Regions from separate parts of the Mus musculus genome. Here region 2 is linked to region 1. A link is a loop called in an ENCODE intact Hi-C map of the cell type or tissue named here. Cell type or tissue: left cerebral cortex. All regions are shown on one strand.

What was found. Hi-C counts contacts between places; a loop is a spot of excess contacts. Peaks named below come from ENCODE experiments on the same cell type or tissue, not always from the same donor. Only the 100,000 strongest peaks of a DNase experiment are listed, where the experiment ranks them.
Region 2: a loop joins it to region 1, with 3.0 times the contacts of the local background. A loop is called at or near these places in 4 of 42 quality-filtered maps.

The regions. Positions count from the first base shown.
Region 1 is chr8:36,180,767-36,188,766 of GRCm38, reverse strand. It overlaps Gm35520 (a long non-coding RNA gene), which reads right to left and starts at 294. Exons shown (of 4, transcript XR_870363.2): 1 at 98-294. In left cerebral cortex, a CTCF peak has its summit at 4,382; DNase peaks (open chromatin) are centred at 163 and 4,512.
Region 2 is chr8:35,929,749-35,937,748 of GRCm38, reverse strand. No RefSeq gene overlaps it. Among named protein-coding and RNA genes, the nearest start is that of 5430403N17Rik, 51 kb to the right of the region's middle. In left cerebral cortex, no CTCF peak of the experiment used is centred here; DNase peaks (open chromatin) are centred at 3,229, 3,461, 3,773 and 4,042; H3K27ac peaks cover 1,746 bases.

The DNA of each region.
Region 1 (8,000 bases):
GAGGGCAGGAAGGTCAGATCCCTGTGGCTCTGGACTAACAAGTGGTTGTAAACCACCCGCGGATCCTGGGAATTGAACTTGTGCCTTTAGCTCTTACCCACTGAGCCAGCTCTGTCTTTGCCCTGGTTGCTTCTCTCAGTTTTCTGGGCCGCTGCACTTCCTTGAGTAGGTTTCAATTTGCAATGATGTCACAAAGCAGCTGCACCAAAGCAACCTCCTACTCCTCATATGTCTCTTGGGGATGATGGAACACCCCAGAGCTCTGGCCCGTGTCCCCTCACTGGGTCAGGTGCTTATTCCTGGGGGGGGGGGGAATGACAACAAGGAATGAGAAGGGCATCAGAGAAATCAAGCCCACCCTGACCGGCTGAGTTCTCGGGTGGGTGTTTAACTTCGGGGGGGGGGGGCGGGATGGGAGGGGCGTGGCGGGGGGAGGTGGCAGCAGCGGGGGTGGGGTGGGGGGTAGGGGTGGGACCACACGGTGCTGACAGAGAGTAGGGCACACTCAAAAACTGCATGCCCAGGGCTAATGTCTGCAGTTTACTTAGCTAACCAAGTCATCGATCGACATTAGTACAGTCAGTACGAGGGTAATTCAGGAAACTTCCGTAGTTCAGTGGAGAATCCAAATACCTAATGTATCCCCTCAATGCCAGCTCGAACACTACACTGTACCACTGCACGCTTTCCCCAAGGACAGTCCATTCTATAATAGACTTGCAGTTGACTGGCACTTAGACATAACTGTAGTCGATTGTCAAGAAAAAAAAAACAAAAAACAAAAAACGTGAGTTAATGGCTGTCAGTTCCTCAAGGAGGACATCCCAGGGGAAGATGCTAGCATTTCCTTAATATGCTTGAAGACCTAAACTTTAAGAAATCAGAAGACCACCGGAGTCCTTTATGTAGACTCTGTAACCTTTCTCCTTCTATCTTTATCCTCTGAAAACTATCTGCACCAGCAACCTATGGGTCGCAATCCCTTCAGGGGTGGCATACTAGATGTCCTACATATCAGATATTCATATCAGATATTTATGTACATTATGATGCATAACAGTAGCAAAATTATAGTTATGAAGTAGCAATGAAAATAGTTTTATGGTTGGGGGTCACCACAACATGAGGAACTGTATCAAAGGGTCACGGTATTAGGGAAGCTGAGAGCCACTGACCTAGAACATCCTTCTCAGATCACGATTTCTTCAGTGACTGCCTGACCCGGGACACTGGACCCAGCCATAGCTGCAGTCACTTTTGTCCACAGTGACAATGGAACATTCTACCTTAGAAATGCAAGCTCTGGTCCTCCTGGGAGCGCTCTATCAGGTGGATCTAGGGAGATCCTGTGGGTCATAGGTGGGGCTGACATTACTCTGGATCTATATTAGTTCTAAATGCAGTCAGCTGACCTCAGAGAGCTGTCTCTGGCTCCTTGTGGAGAGCATCGCTCAGCCATTCCCTTCGTTGTTTTGCTAACCCATTTGGACTCTTTACCTTAGTGTTCTGTTTGGGCCCCTGAGTTGCTGACCCAGTTTTGCAATGTTTATTCTGGCTGCGGCTCTGCATTCCTTGGGGACTTGACTTTCAGTATTTGCCTGTCTGTACATTGCCCAACTCGCGGCAATTGATGCCTCATTTCTCTGCCCCACCCAAACCACAGGCTGAGTATGCACCTGGGCTACGTCCCAGAGACGATTCTAGAATCCACAGTCACATCTCCCATCCCTCTACCGTGGGAAAACTGCTGAGCTCCAAGTAGGAGGACCCGCAATCTGATGAAAGTGATTCCAGGCCATGGGAGAATTTACTAGAACCCACATTAGGTGCAAGGTGTATATTAAATATATTTCTGATTTTTTTTAAAGACATCAGTAACTATAACAAACCAAAGTGCAAGGTTTAATATTTGGGGTGTAAGAATCCCAGACTGGTGTGAGCCACTCCTTTCTGAAAGAAGAGATCTCCCCCACCCCAGTCTCAGAGGGGCCTGGTTTATGTCTCTGGCCTTATTAATGTCTGAATTCATGGATTCCAAAATGTTTAGAAATGTCAAATGTTTTCTGTGTCTTGTCATACTGTGTGTGTGTGTGTGTGTGTGTATGTGTGTTGTTAGGGTGCTATCACACATATGAGAAAGCCTGAGTATTCAGATTTCTGTCTGAAGTGCATGCTTTTGGTAGTGAGCTACGTCTTTATTTTAATACTGAATCTCTGCTGTGTCGCTAAGACGTGGCTAAGACGTGGCAAGGGGCGCTTCGACTTTCAACTCTGTCTTGAACATTCACTTGGATAATTACCTTTATGTTGGCTCCTTCACGCAATGGAACTCCCCAAGATGAAAGACATGAATGGAGGGGGGATTAGAATTATCAGAGAGAGAACTCTTTTGTTTCCAATGGAGGGTGTCAAGCAGAGGGCTTTAGCGACCACGGGACAAACATTCTAGATCCAACTTTTATCTTCAGCCTTAAGTTGAAATTTAAAGTGCAGTCTAACTAACTATAAAGAGCTCTTTATTTGGAAAGGCGTCTATTGAGGCTCCGTTCTTCCTTATATCACATTGTAATGAAAAAGTCAAACATTAAGCAAACCCTGCCTGTAGGCACAGTAGCCCGTCCTGCAGACATTTTGCTATACAATGAAAGGCTTAGTGTGGATAAACTAGTGGCTTCAGGGTTTCTTCCCAGGTAAAGTCTGGTTAAATCCACCGACCACAGGCAGATCCCTGATTCACAGATTCATATAAAGGCATGTGTGACTTTATAGACTCTATGGATGTAGAAATAGCTATACCTAACCATTTATTATGTATCTCATTAAACCTGTGCTAAGAAAAACCTTTCCTACTGTAATTCCAACCAGAAACATTTGAATTGGACTGTACAGACAGTTCTCATAAGTGCCAGGTTATTTTATAAGGCTGAAAAGGAGTTTTAAATAAGCATATAAAACTTCTAACTGAGCCATCCACCAAAGAGCATACAAGGGCTGGCTGGACCAAAGCCCCAGGCACATACGTAGCAGAGGGCTGCCTTGTCTGGCCTCATGGGAGAGGATGTGCCTAATCCTGCAGGGATTTGATGCATCAGAGTAGGGAGATATGGGGGGGGGCACCATCTCAGAGGCAAAGGGGAGGTGGGATAGAGGGAGGGACTCTGGGGGGCTGGGAGAAGGGCAGTGTGTGGAATGTAAATAAACAAATCAATAAATTAATTTAAAAAAGAAAACTCATTTTAGCACCCGTCTTTGAAACCTTAGCAACACACTTTACTAAGATTATGAAAAGTCAGCAAAAATCGCAAAGCACCCTGGGATCTCACTTGATGTGCCCTACGCAAGAGCACTGGACATTTCTCCACTCAAGGAAGTTTCTATGAGCAAATGCACTGATGCCCGGCATCTGCAGGGGACTGTGTTCTGCTGAGTCGGCTCAAGCATAAAACGAGAAGTTTCCATCAAAGTCAAGTTAAGATTGATGTTAATTTACAAGTTTTCAGTTGGATTGCCCTGGGGCTAAGAGATCGTGAACATTCTTGGGCCAGATGTTCCCACTCTAGAGTGATAGTCATTTTCTGGTTATTTGGGAAAAAAAAAACTGAGTTGGCTTCTGGAACATTTATCTAAGTACATGGCAGGACCAGGAAATATGTCTATTGACATTCGAAATTAAAAAAAAAATGTTTGCAGCTAGAAGAAAAACAGGAAAAAAATGCAGTGTTTCTTAAAACGGAGTCTCTCGGATGCTGATAGACACATCTCATCTGAACTGTGGACAGCGTTTCTGTTTTCTGTTTCAGTAGCATAGATGGAAATTAGCCAAAAAAAAAAAAAACCCAGAAATTTAAAATTACTATAAAACTGCTCTCGATTTTTCTAATTAAAGAGCAGGTTAGTCTGCTTCATAGAAGGGCTAAATTAGAGAACACCTAATAAGAAATACAACTTAAGGCAACCCCTGGCAGGAGAAGGTGAGTCAAATTAAAAGACTGAGGTTTTCTTTTTCAATACTAATAAAGAAGGCCCTTTTAAGTCATTCATTACTCCACATAAAGCCTTCTACTGGACTGCTTTCCTGTATTCTTTTATAGAAAGTACATTCACTTTAATATTTATGTAGACTAAGCGTGCCCCTTCTTTGATGATCACTAACTGGCTATGTGGCCTCTCTGGAGTGACACCAAAACCTAAATCAAGAGTCCAAACTAATGTTACATTGGCTGTTTCAATACTGTGGTAGTTAGAGTTCAAATCAACAAACCCTGTTTGCTTTGCCAATAACAAGACTGGTAGAGTTGCTGGCTTTGGGGAGACATAGCATTTAATATTTTCAGAAGAAAAAAGAAAAAAAAATCGAGTGTAACAATGCACATTTCGAATGTGGCCACCAGAGGTCTACTGACACTGCAGAGCGAGCAGGCTGCAGGAGCGTGGGCGCAGACTGGTGCATGCGTACTCTGCCTGGTGGGGCCAGAGACTCTCCAGCCCTGCCCTGGTCTGCTGAGTCAGAGCTGCTCTGTAACCCCCACAGGTGACTCAAGTATGCGAGGGAGTGTGAGAAAGACTGCTGCCAGGGTTGAAAAGGAAATGTGGTGTATCCCGTGTGTGATGGAGATTAAGATATTTAAAAGTCCAGGCAAAGGCAGGGCATGGAGGCACCCATATTTAATTCCAGCATGTGGGCAGGAGGCAGAGGCAGGTGGATCTCCTAGTTCAAAGCCAGTCTGGTCTACTAGTGAGTTACAGGACAGTCAAGGCTAAACAGTGAACACACCTCACCACCCGCGCCTCTCTCTCTCTCTCTCTCTCTCTCTCCCCCTCCCTCTCCCCCTCTCCCTCCCTCCCCCCTCTCTCCTCCCTCCCCCTCTCTCTCTTTCTCCCTCCCTCCCTTCTCTCTTCTCTCCCTCCCTCTCCCCTTCTTCCCCATTTCCCCCTCCCTCTCCCCCTCTTCCCCTTTCCTCCCTCCTCCCCATATTTCTCTCTCTCTCCCTCCCTCCCTCCCTCTCCCCCTCTTCCTCATTTCCCCCTCCCTCTTCCCCTTTCCTCCTCTCCCCCCCCCCACTTTAAACATTTTTCCTAACAATGTTACAACTCAAAAGCTATTTTCTTTTCAAAACGTTCTACCTGGACCTGGTGCCACAGAACTGTCATCACACATCTTGAGATCAAGAGGCAGGAAGGATCACAAGGTCAAGGCCTGCCTGGGCTACAGAGTGAACTCATATCAAACAAGACTGCCTCAAAATAAAAGATTAACATGGGTTTGGAGGTATAGATCGGTGGTAGAATATTTACTTGGCATGTGTAATGCCCTAGCTTCAAACTCTGGTACAAAATCATTTAAGTGACCAAGGCTGTATTTTTAATTTGCAATTTAGCTTCCAGATATTTGAAGATGAAGAAGCTCTAAATATCACCTAACATGTACAGGTCTAAATGTTCTCGTTTAACAGAAGAAATTATCTGACCAGGACTGAAGTGGCATTCCACGCTCAATATAAGATAGTTAGCTGTCTTTAACTAGAACCAAGTTCTCCAGAGGTGTCCCTGAGGCTGCAGGACCTCACTCTTGTATGGAGGTGGGGCTAAGCTAGGGAAGCATCATGGGAAGGGCAGGCTTTGTCCATCAATCAAGATGTGCAGAGCCCTGGACTCAGAGGTTCCTCTCCTACTCCAATGTGCCAGGATTCCTTCAAGTATATCGAGACTGTTAGACTGATTTTTCTCTGTTCCCCATATTTCTCAGGGACAGGGATGTCTCCATGGTTCTCTGTGTTACCATCAGTATACTCCCAACAACTCTGTCTTCACAGAATACATATCCAGTCACTGAGTCTGTGTCTCTCTCTCTCTCTCTCCCTCTCTCTCTCTCTCTCTCCCCCTCTCTCTCTCTCTCTCCCTCTCTCTGTCTTTCTCTGTAGACCTGGCTGACCTCGAACTCCCGGTGTAGATCAAGCCCACAGAGGTCAGCCTGCCTTTCACTGTAAAGGCATGCAACACCACACTGGGCTCTCACTTGGCTCTTCCTTAAATCAATCCAGCCAGCACTCATAGCCTCCCCTTCGCTGCCATCCTCCCAAACCACTGTACTTTCCCTTTAAATGGATTAGGCATAACTCCAATATCTACCACCTCTCTGTACAACACGCTACCGCCATGGTTCTGCTGGATCTTCCGCTCAGTGGCCTATGTCTTCCTTCTTACCTGGGAGGGAAGTTGGATTTAGAGGCTGATCAATCTCCAAGTAACCTGGGAACGAGACCACCCAAAGGAACCTATCAGCTAAGAGCGTCAAATTTCAACCTGTGGTTTTCAAGTCACACATACAGCAAACATTCTATTTTTGATACCCTTGTGGTTAGAACATTTCGCAGAATCTCTTCTACTTTCCCCTAGTCCCACCACAACCATGAGTAGCACAGAGAGAGCCACGCCTTGCCTTTTCTTCCAGGCAAGATCTTTCTTCGTTCAAACTAAGCTTGTCACCGAGGAGGAACAGCGCTGTGACAGGTTCTCAGGTGGGATTCTCACCATGCTCAGGTTCTAGGCATATGAAAAAGTTTGGGTCTCGCCTATGTTAGATCTGGTTGGCTATCTGTATGCACAGAGAACATGTTGGTCTGCCCAAGAAAGTCTTTATACACCTCTGGGGTGTTTTGAATGAAAATGGCACCCCGAGGCTCACAGGAAGCACCACTGTTAGGAAGTCTGGCCTTATGGGAGGAAGTGTATCACTTCGGATGGGCTTTGAGGTTTCATTTGCTCAAGTCAGACCCAGTGTCTTAGTTAGGGTTTTACTGCTGTGAACAGACAGCATGACCAAGGCAACTCTTATACAGAACAACATTCAACTGGGGCTGGCTTACAGGTTCAGAGGTTCAGTCCATCATCATCGAGGCAGGAACATGGCAGCATCCAGTCAGGCATGGTGGAGGAGATCTTCATCTGAAGGCTACTAGCAGAATACTGACTTCCAGGCAGCTAGGATGAGGGTGTTAAAGCCCACACCCACAGTGGCATACCTACTCCAACAAGGCCATACCTACTTCAACAGGGCCACACCCTCTAAGTGCCTCTCCCCAGGTCAAGCATATACAAACCATCCCAGAGCCCCCAATGAAATGTTTTCCTTTATAAAAGCTGCCACTGTCATGGTGTCTCTTCATACCCATAGAAAGCCTAACTAAGACAGCCTTTTGTGGCTTTTCTATAGGCAAGTTGCCTCAGTTTTCTGCCCATCTCCTACTTGTTCTACAAGAGTCTTCTAAGATCCATTTTGCTTCCGTCAGATCTTTGTTGCATCCAGAAGCTGTTTCCTAGTAAAAATAGGCTAACCGTGTCCAGGCTACAGAAAGAGAAAGAATGAGAAGGAAGACCAAAGCAGTCAAGTAATCCTAACAAGATGCTCTAGGTCTCACAGGACATGGGTATGGGGTCCGCTGATGACTGTTTGTGGTAGTCACTGAAGTTTCTCTCAAGGTAAGGATATTTAATATGCACCTTGTCTTGGAAAGAATCTTCCATCCAGGTATACTTCATTGACACATGTTTAAGCACTTTGAAAGCCCCGTTAAAAATCCATTAAAATTACTATTGACGTTGGTGTTCTTAATATAAGTTTGGCTGATGTCACTGGGCAGTGGTGGAACATGCCTTTAATCCCAGCACTTGGGAGGTAGAGACAGGGGGATTTCTGAGTTTGAGGCCAACATGGTCTACAGAGTGAGTTCCAGGACAGCCAGGGTTACACAGAGAAACCCTGTCTTAAAGCCTCCCCCCCCCCAAAAAAAGTATGGCTGATGCCCCACTTCCTGTAAATAAGCAAGACTATGGGGGATAGGCTAGTTTGACTCCCTATCAGCTGTTGAACTCTCCTTTGCTGCCCTTAATGTCTTGATAAAAAAGACTGTCAATCAAAGCTGCTGGCCAAGACTACCTTTGTGCCAGCATCAGCCTCTGTGAGTGGCTTGAGAAAGCCATGCAGTAATAGCTGCTTGCTT
Region 2 (8,000 bases), 250 kb after region 1:
AGATGACAGCTGATGAGGATGTCAACACACACACACACACACACACACACACACACACACACACACACACACCACACTCAGAAAGAAAAGGGCCTTACATGCTTCCTTCTCACCATGAATGTCTTTCACCAATATTTGGGTCCACTGGATGATACCACCCATACTTAGGTCTTTTTTCTCTCATCACTGGCCCACATGTCAGTCACACCAAAGACCGTTTTCTAGTCCCAGACAACTAATAACCCAGTCAAGTAGACAACCAAGACAAACCTTTACAATCACAATGCAGGAATGACTATCAGAGAGGCATAGCAGGAAGGTCACCAAAGAGCACATAAAGTCTCCATGAGAAAGTGAGTTTTAAATACAGAGATGGCGAGCCATATAATTAATACCAATAGCCATTGGGCAAGAACATTCCAGAGTCTTCCTCCCTGGATTTTCCTTCCCAGCATCACGTGTGATGAGCTGTAGGGAGGGGCGCTGTCCTTTTCCCACACCACGGTAACCAGCTTGTTCCCAGTGGGTCCCAGTGGAGGAAGCCAGGTTTAAAATGAACTCACATTGATGCTTATGTCTCAAGATTAAGCATTTTATAGGATAGACTGAGATCTTGTGTCTCAAGGTGAGTGAGGGGATTTTTTTTTTAGCTAAAGAACCAAAGCTGAGTCAGATGATACTTCAGACAGGGAAAGAGAGCAGAGCCATGATGGAACACGTCACAACTGATTAAGACTGTTTATGTGATTGGACCCCATGGTTCTGTCCTTGTCCCCGTTCGTTGATAAGCCTCTTCACCATTTGCCTCTGTTTGGAATTAGGATCAGTTTTAGATCAGCATGCATCGATTATACAAAATAACAGATTTCAACGTGATATTTTCATACACGTGCATTATGAACTTGTTTCCTGTTCCACCTGTGGCTCTGCTTTGTGCCTTCTTCCCTCTTCCCTTGCATGTCCTCTTCGGACTGCTTCTCAGGTGACTTGCATCTATATTGTCATAGCTGAGAACTAGACAGAAAAATAAGGAACTAGAGCAGTGGCTCTCTACCTTCCTAACGCTGTGACCCTTGAGTGCAGTTCCTCATGCCGTGGTGACCCCCCAACCATAAACTTACTTCCATTGCTACTTCATAACTGTAATTTTGCTACTATTGTGAATAGTAATGTAAATATCTGACATTCAGGATCGGTTTCCATTGTTACAAATTGACACAAAGAGGTTATGACCCACAGGTTGAGAACCACTGAACTAGACAGTACATGGAACCAAAATAATTTCCCTTGTCACATGTCCACAGGATGGAGGCTCCTATGGCTGGTCCTCTCAAGGCCTCTTCATTGGTCCTTACTCACCCACATGGAGCCCAAAAGCTAAATCTTTTCGAGTACTGGCCCTTTGGCATCTAGTTATTCAGCCATTTGTTTATTCAATCACATTTCAGAGTTCTCAAACACCTCCTCTCTGCTCTTCTCAGAAAAAAATAAAACTGAACTCATTAAAAGCACACGCACACACTACTGAATCTTGCTCTGTCTTTTGGATCTTAGGTCTTTTAAAAGGAGAATTCTCAAGTTGCTTTATAATTGTATATTCCAGACCTATTTTGATACACAGTGGTAGATAGGTGGCATCAAATCCCAGATTCAAACAACGCCAAATGGATAATCAAATTCAATAACACCACATATTGGATAGTTCATATTTGTTCCATTTACTAGAGCAGAATTCTTTAGCATATATTTAATGTGCATGGCTCTGTTTCTGTGTTCTGTTCAGCTCTCAATCCATCACACACACACACATACACACACACACACACACACACACACACACACACACACAAAACTGCTTAAACTCACTCTTCTGTCAAAATACATTTGATATTCAGTTTTCACCCAGTCGATGAACAGCCCTACCTAATTCAAAGTCTCTCTATCAAGAGTGCCTTTACTTCTCCTTAATCAGAATGCCGTTGCCTCCCCATCTGAGTCCCCACCCCAGTCCGTGACGGGCAGTCAGGCAATGGGCAGTTGTTTCAGTGGGAAGTTTAAGTGGAGATTCATCATTATCATTATCATCCTCATCTTCACTATGTTGTTATATCACAAGTTAGCTACTTATTGCAGTGCATCATGGGCACTAAAGCAATATTAGGCTGCATTAATAATTAGAAGAGTGCTCATAAAATGATAGACCATGGTCACAGGATCTCTCAGATCTGGAATTCCAGGCTCAGAGCTGGACGCCCTCCTACAGGGAAAATGTTACCCAGCTAGACGATAGACAGAGGACAACTAGAACCTGGGACACATGAAGACAATGGCTGGTCTTAAGAGTCTTGGTCCAAGATGCAGCTAATGGTTGCAATTGTACAAAAATTCTCTTTCGTTATAAGAAGAAAGAAGTTAAAGAAAGCTAATGTGAGTTCTATGCTGAGGTGAAATGTGCAGATTGATTTACTGAATTGGTTTGTGGGGTGAAGGATGCCCAGACCATGGAAGGGATCCAGCTGGATGTGAAAGAACTTGGCAGTTGTTTGCACTCAGTGGGTCATTGTGATCTTATTAATGTGGCTTTCCCTCCTTTCATCCCCCAGTCCTCAAATTGACCTTTTTTTCACAATGATTCTGGAACTCCCAGGCTACAGTGGTCCCATGCCTTCCATTTTATGAGTTATTGTCTCTGTAGATTCATAATTTTCTTTCTCTGACTCTAGTCACTATTCTTAAATATTTTTTAATTCTTTGGTTATGTTTTTCATACTATAAAGAATTATTGGAAACATGGGCTGAGGAGGTGTCTCGGTACTTAAGAGTGCTAACTGCTCTTGCAAAGGACTGAGGTAGAGTTCCCAGCACCCGCATGACAATTTACAACTGCCTGTGACTCCAGTCCTAGGGGATCCAGTGCCCTCCCCATATACTTGCACACGCTTGGTCAATAAGAACTCAAACAAGCACATGCATACACATAAAAATAAAAGAAAATCTGAACCTTTTAACAAATTTAAGGATTATTCCTAACAAAGAAGGAAGGGAAGGCTCATTTTAGCCCAGGGTTTGGAGGTGTCAGCCCGTGGCTAGATCCACTGCTGCTAGGAGCTAGAACATCACCCTGGGAACACGGTACAGCAAATCTTATTCTATAGCCAGCAGGAAGCAGAGAGTGAAGAACAGTGTGGGCGGGCATAAGATCGATCCTTCAGTGGAATTCTTCCAGTGACTGTTATCCTCCAATTCCTAGCTTCTACCACCTCCCAATAATGGGATCAAACTGTGAGTCCATCAGTGGACTGATTAAGACAGGAACCCCATGGTCCAAACACATCTCCAAAGCTCCATCTCTAAGCTTTGCACTGAGACCAAATGTTCAACCCACAATGCAATTGGGGGGACACCTCATATTTAGACAACAGCGCAGCATCCAGCCCCGTCCCTTGTATAGAAAAGAAGTTTAACCATACATATTTACTGTGTCGTAATACGCTGGCCAAAAAGCTTACTATTCTATCTATTCACTAAGAAATTCCCAATGCACGTTCCTGGGTCCTGCTTCAGAAAGCCCCACCTCTTGCTATTGATCACCTCTGAAAAGCTCATTTCCATGTATTTTCTCCCCCATTGTATTTTTTTTAAAGAAAACCCTTTTTCTGACAGTAAGCCTTTTTCTTATTTAATGTGTGGTCACAATCGTCGACAAGAGGGGAACAGATGGCTGAGTTGGAAAGGAGACGATTCCAGGCTGTCTGAGGTTTAACAACACTAATGAAAGGAAATTTACCAAAGACATAGAAAGGCACGGGCGTTTGAGATGTTTTAAAGCCCAGCCCACTGCGCCTGGCAGCTCCTCTCCCCTGGCTCTCCCCCACCCTTTGCCCCTCAGAAGAACGTGAGGTTGCCAAGCTGAATCTGATGTAGCACAGTACTGTGGCTCTCCTAAGCACAGGCACAGGACTGGCTGGCTGGGATGCCATTGTCTTTCAGCAAATTATCTTGGCATGGTTCAGCTGCCCAGGCTGTGCCTGGCTACACCTGGCTGTGGTCCCAGATCCCCTGATGTGACAGCTAAGCAGATAATGTAATGCAGCATGGGGGGGTGCTTTATTCCATTGTGGGGGCAATTCTACTTCTGAGAGGCTATTTCATAATTCTTACACCTGCTCCATTCTGTTAGCATACGCCTCTCAGCCCCCTGCCTCTTCTCTCTCTCTGATTTTCTTTGAATAGAAAGCTTACAAAATGGCCCCATCTGTTTCTATCAGTCTTTGTCCTCTAAGGAAACCTGGCATTACATTAACCACGAGGACATTCGTCCGTTGGTCACCTCCTGGCACAGGGCAGTCAACTGCATCCCCCTAATGAAATGCTGGTGTGCTTTGACAAGGTCATACTGTATTGCTGGCTGGCCACAAGCACAAGCCAGTTCTCCTGTCTAGGCCTCCCAATGCCGGGATTACAGATTTGCACCATTGTGGCCAGTTTGGGCTCCTGTTTTCTTATGTTCTGGAGAGAAAAGGCTGTGAAACAGATGAGAATCCTCAGAGAACATGAGGCGGCAGGTGTGCATGGGGCCTGGATTACCTGAAGATCTACAGAAAACCTGAAGAAAGACTGAGAGGGTCTGTAGCTACCAGTCTCACCAACCTCATTTGACTTTCCAATATTAATTGCTATAGTGGGGAGACCTGAGGACCCGGCACCGGACTTAATTTAGATTTATGCAGACACAGCCTAGGTTTTTCAATGGGAGCAACCAACACTGATTATCTTACTATCATGATAATCCTGAAGTGGGAGGAAGAGGTTGACACAGGTGGGCATGGTCTGAAGATGGTTAGACTAGCGTCTGAGGGAGAAGTTGGGCATGCATAGAAGACATTTACTTCACCTTCGAGAAGAGACCGAAGGTAGACTAGACACTGAGCCAATCAGCAGAGAAAGGGGTGTCAGAAGAAACAGGGCATGGTCCAAGAAAGACAGATAAATACTAAACCAGCGTTATCAAAGATGCACAACCATTATCCAGTAGGTTGCTGGGCAGCACCCGTAGGCCAATGGAAAGATAGCTAGATAGGCTACATCGTAGAAAGAAAGACTTCCTGTACCAAATGAATGGACTGTGGCTAAAGTGGGTAGGGATAGGGAGCTGATCCTGGTGTGAGAGCTGTAAGCAAAGAGTGACAGGTGACAGGGTCAAGCTATCTCGTCAGAAACTTCTCTCTCTCTCTCTCTCTCTCTCTCTCTCTCTCTCTCTCTCTCTCTCTCTCTCTCTCCTTGATGTTTCTTGAATGCACCTGCAAACCAGCAACTTGGAATTGGTGATTGTCACACCTCAACCTCCTAAGACATGGGGTCGGTTCTAAGTGTCTGTGCCTCTGTGAGTGTTATCTTCTCAACGAGAGGTATATTCTAGCCCTCATGTTCGAAATCATAGTCTCTGCCAACATCCATGATTTGAGATCGATAATTGTCCATGACCATCAACCTGATCAAATTGATACATGCCTAGGAGATGAGGGAAATCCACCTCTGGTTGTGTCTGTGAGGGTGTTTCCAGAGATGATTGGATCCTGAGGACTCTGACTTAGAGGACCAATAACTGTTTAGATGGATTTATAATAAGATGGCACTATTGGAAGGTAGGGAAATTAGGAGACAACATTTAGCTGAAGGAAGCAGGTCACTGGGGCCATACCCTTAGCTAAATCTTGCCTAAACCCTATTCTCTGCTTCCTGGTCACTATTGTGTATACTATTTGACTCAGTAGCCTTTTCTTGGCTTAAAAATTGACACTCTTAAAATGGTGCTTTTCCCACTCAAAGTTTTGTTAGTTATTTTGGTCACAGTAACATGGAGATTGTGTGTGTGTGTGTGTGTGTGTGTGTGTGTGTGTGTGTGTGTGTGTGTGTAATTCAGGTATTAGTTATGTTTTCATTATTGGCTTTTCCCATCCACTTGGAATTAAACTTAAGACAGAGGTTTCTGTGTATCTTGTCACTATTTATATCCTAAGTTCCCAGGATAGAGCCTGGCATACAGTATAATGTAAGCAGCAATAGTTCAAAGGGGAGATGATAAGGGCAAATAGGAGAGTGGTGTTGGGATAAGAAGAACAGGATCTTCGCGTATATTATATGACTTCCCAACTGGTTGAAAATGTCGGTTGAAAGAAAGGGAATGATCAGCCTTTAAGAATTCCCTGAAACAGATGAAAATATAAAAGGATGGAAAAGGAAGATAATGACGAGCCCTGTTAGACTATTTTAAAATGAAATTAGTTGTAAAGTCTTGTTCTAGTTAGTTTTAATGTCAGCTTGACACAATCTCCTAGGAGGAGGTTTGTTTTTTTGTTTTTTGTTTTTTGTTGTTTTGTTTTTTGTTGTTTTGTTTTGTTTTGTTTTGTCTTGTTTTTTCAAGACAGGGTTTCTCTGTGTAGCCTTGGCTGTCCTGGAACTCATTCTGTAGACCAGGCTGGCCTCGAACTCAGAAATTCACCTGCCTCTGCCTTCCAAGTGCTGGGATTAAAGGCGTGCCCCACCACGCCCGGCTGGGAGGAGATTCTTAATGAGGAATTACCTAGACCAGCCTTGATTGTGGGTATGTCTGAGGCTGTCTTGATAGCTTATTGACATATGAGGATGCAGACCACTGTGGGTGGCACCATTCTCCAGACAGGGGGTTCTGAACAATATAAGAAAAGAGAAAGCTAGCAAAGAGTAAACAAGCCAGCATGAGTGGGTGTATTCTCTTTTTGCTCTTGACTATGGATGTCGTATGACTAGCCGCTCAAGCTCCTGCCTCTATTTCCCCAATGATGGACTACCATTTGGAGTTGTAAGTCAAAAGAAACCTTCTTCTCCCCTAAGTTGCTTTTGTCTAGGTATTTCATCCCAGCAACAGAAATGAAACTAGAAAAGGTGTTCAAAGTGGAGTCATAGGTGGCAGGTAGAACCACCCACAGAGCCCACTGTAGCATCAGAGGTCACCAGACACTGATGGATACAGATCTCAGGAGCCAGAAAGAACTCTATATCATGCCAGAAGCATGCAGAGGAGAAAAGCTCCTCGTACATTTGAGAGAGAATAATTAAATTTGTGGGTGGTTCCAAGTTTCAGTCCCAAGGGCAGTCTTCCCTATTAGGTGTCATCTGAGACATCCCAACAAGGAAGAAAGGTTTTCAGAAGTACAGGGAACACATTCTTGGAATACTTATGTCTTGTTTAACTGAAAACGACTAAGCACCCACTCAAGGGGACTCAACAGCATTGTTTATCTCAGCCAGTTATCTAAACACTGGTGAAAGGACAAAGGATGAATTAGTTCTCTAAACCAAAGCGTGCCTCCCTTCCGGGTGTCTTACAGCTTTTTCAAAAGTGTTGCATGAAGGCAAGTCTATTACCTCCCTTTAGAGATGGGACAGGTTCACAAAGAGGTTAAAGTAATTCCCAAGTATTGTACAAAAGTCAGAGGGCAACTCCTGGAACAAACCTTTGAAATCTTGGATCTCAGAGATGCCCAAATTGAGGTCATCCTGGTCACGAAGGCTTAGTCAGATTTATGAGCTAATCAGAAGGAACACTACACCAATGATCTTGGATTCCTAGGTTTGAACTCTAATGGTTCACCCTTTCCTTTGGCATTATAAAGCTTACATGCATAGTACATATACATATTTATATATAATATATTATATAATACATAATATTTAATTTATAATATATAATATAATATAAATTACATATTTAAGTATGAGTATTTTGGAGCCTAATTCTAGTTCTCCTTTCTGTTTCCTCTGACCCTGGATCCATCTTTAATTGTGGAAGAGAGTAGAAAAAAAATATTGTTCGTTTCTGCAGTGGGATAAGGGTTCCTGAGGTTGTTCCATGATGTCAAATGGTAGGATTGGCATGGAGAAACATTGAGTTCTGGGCAAGGTCTGCCTGGGTTTCACAGTGAGTCTGGGATGTTTGTTACTGGATTCTGTTGCTGACA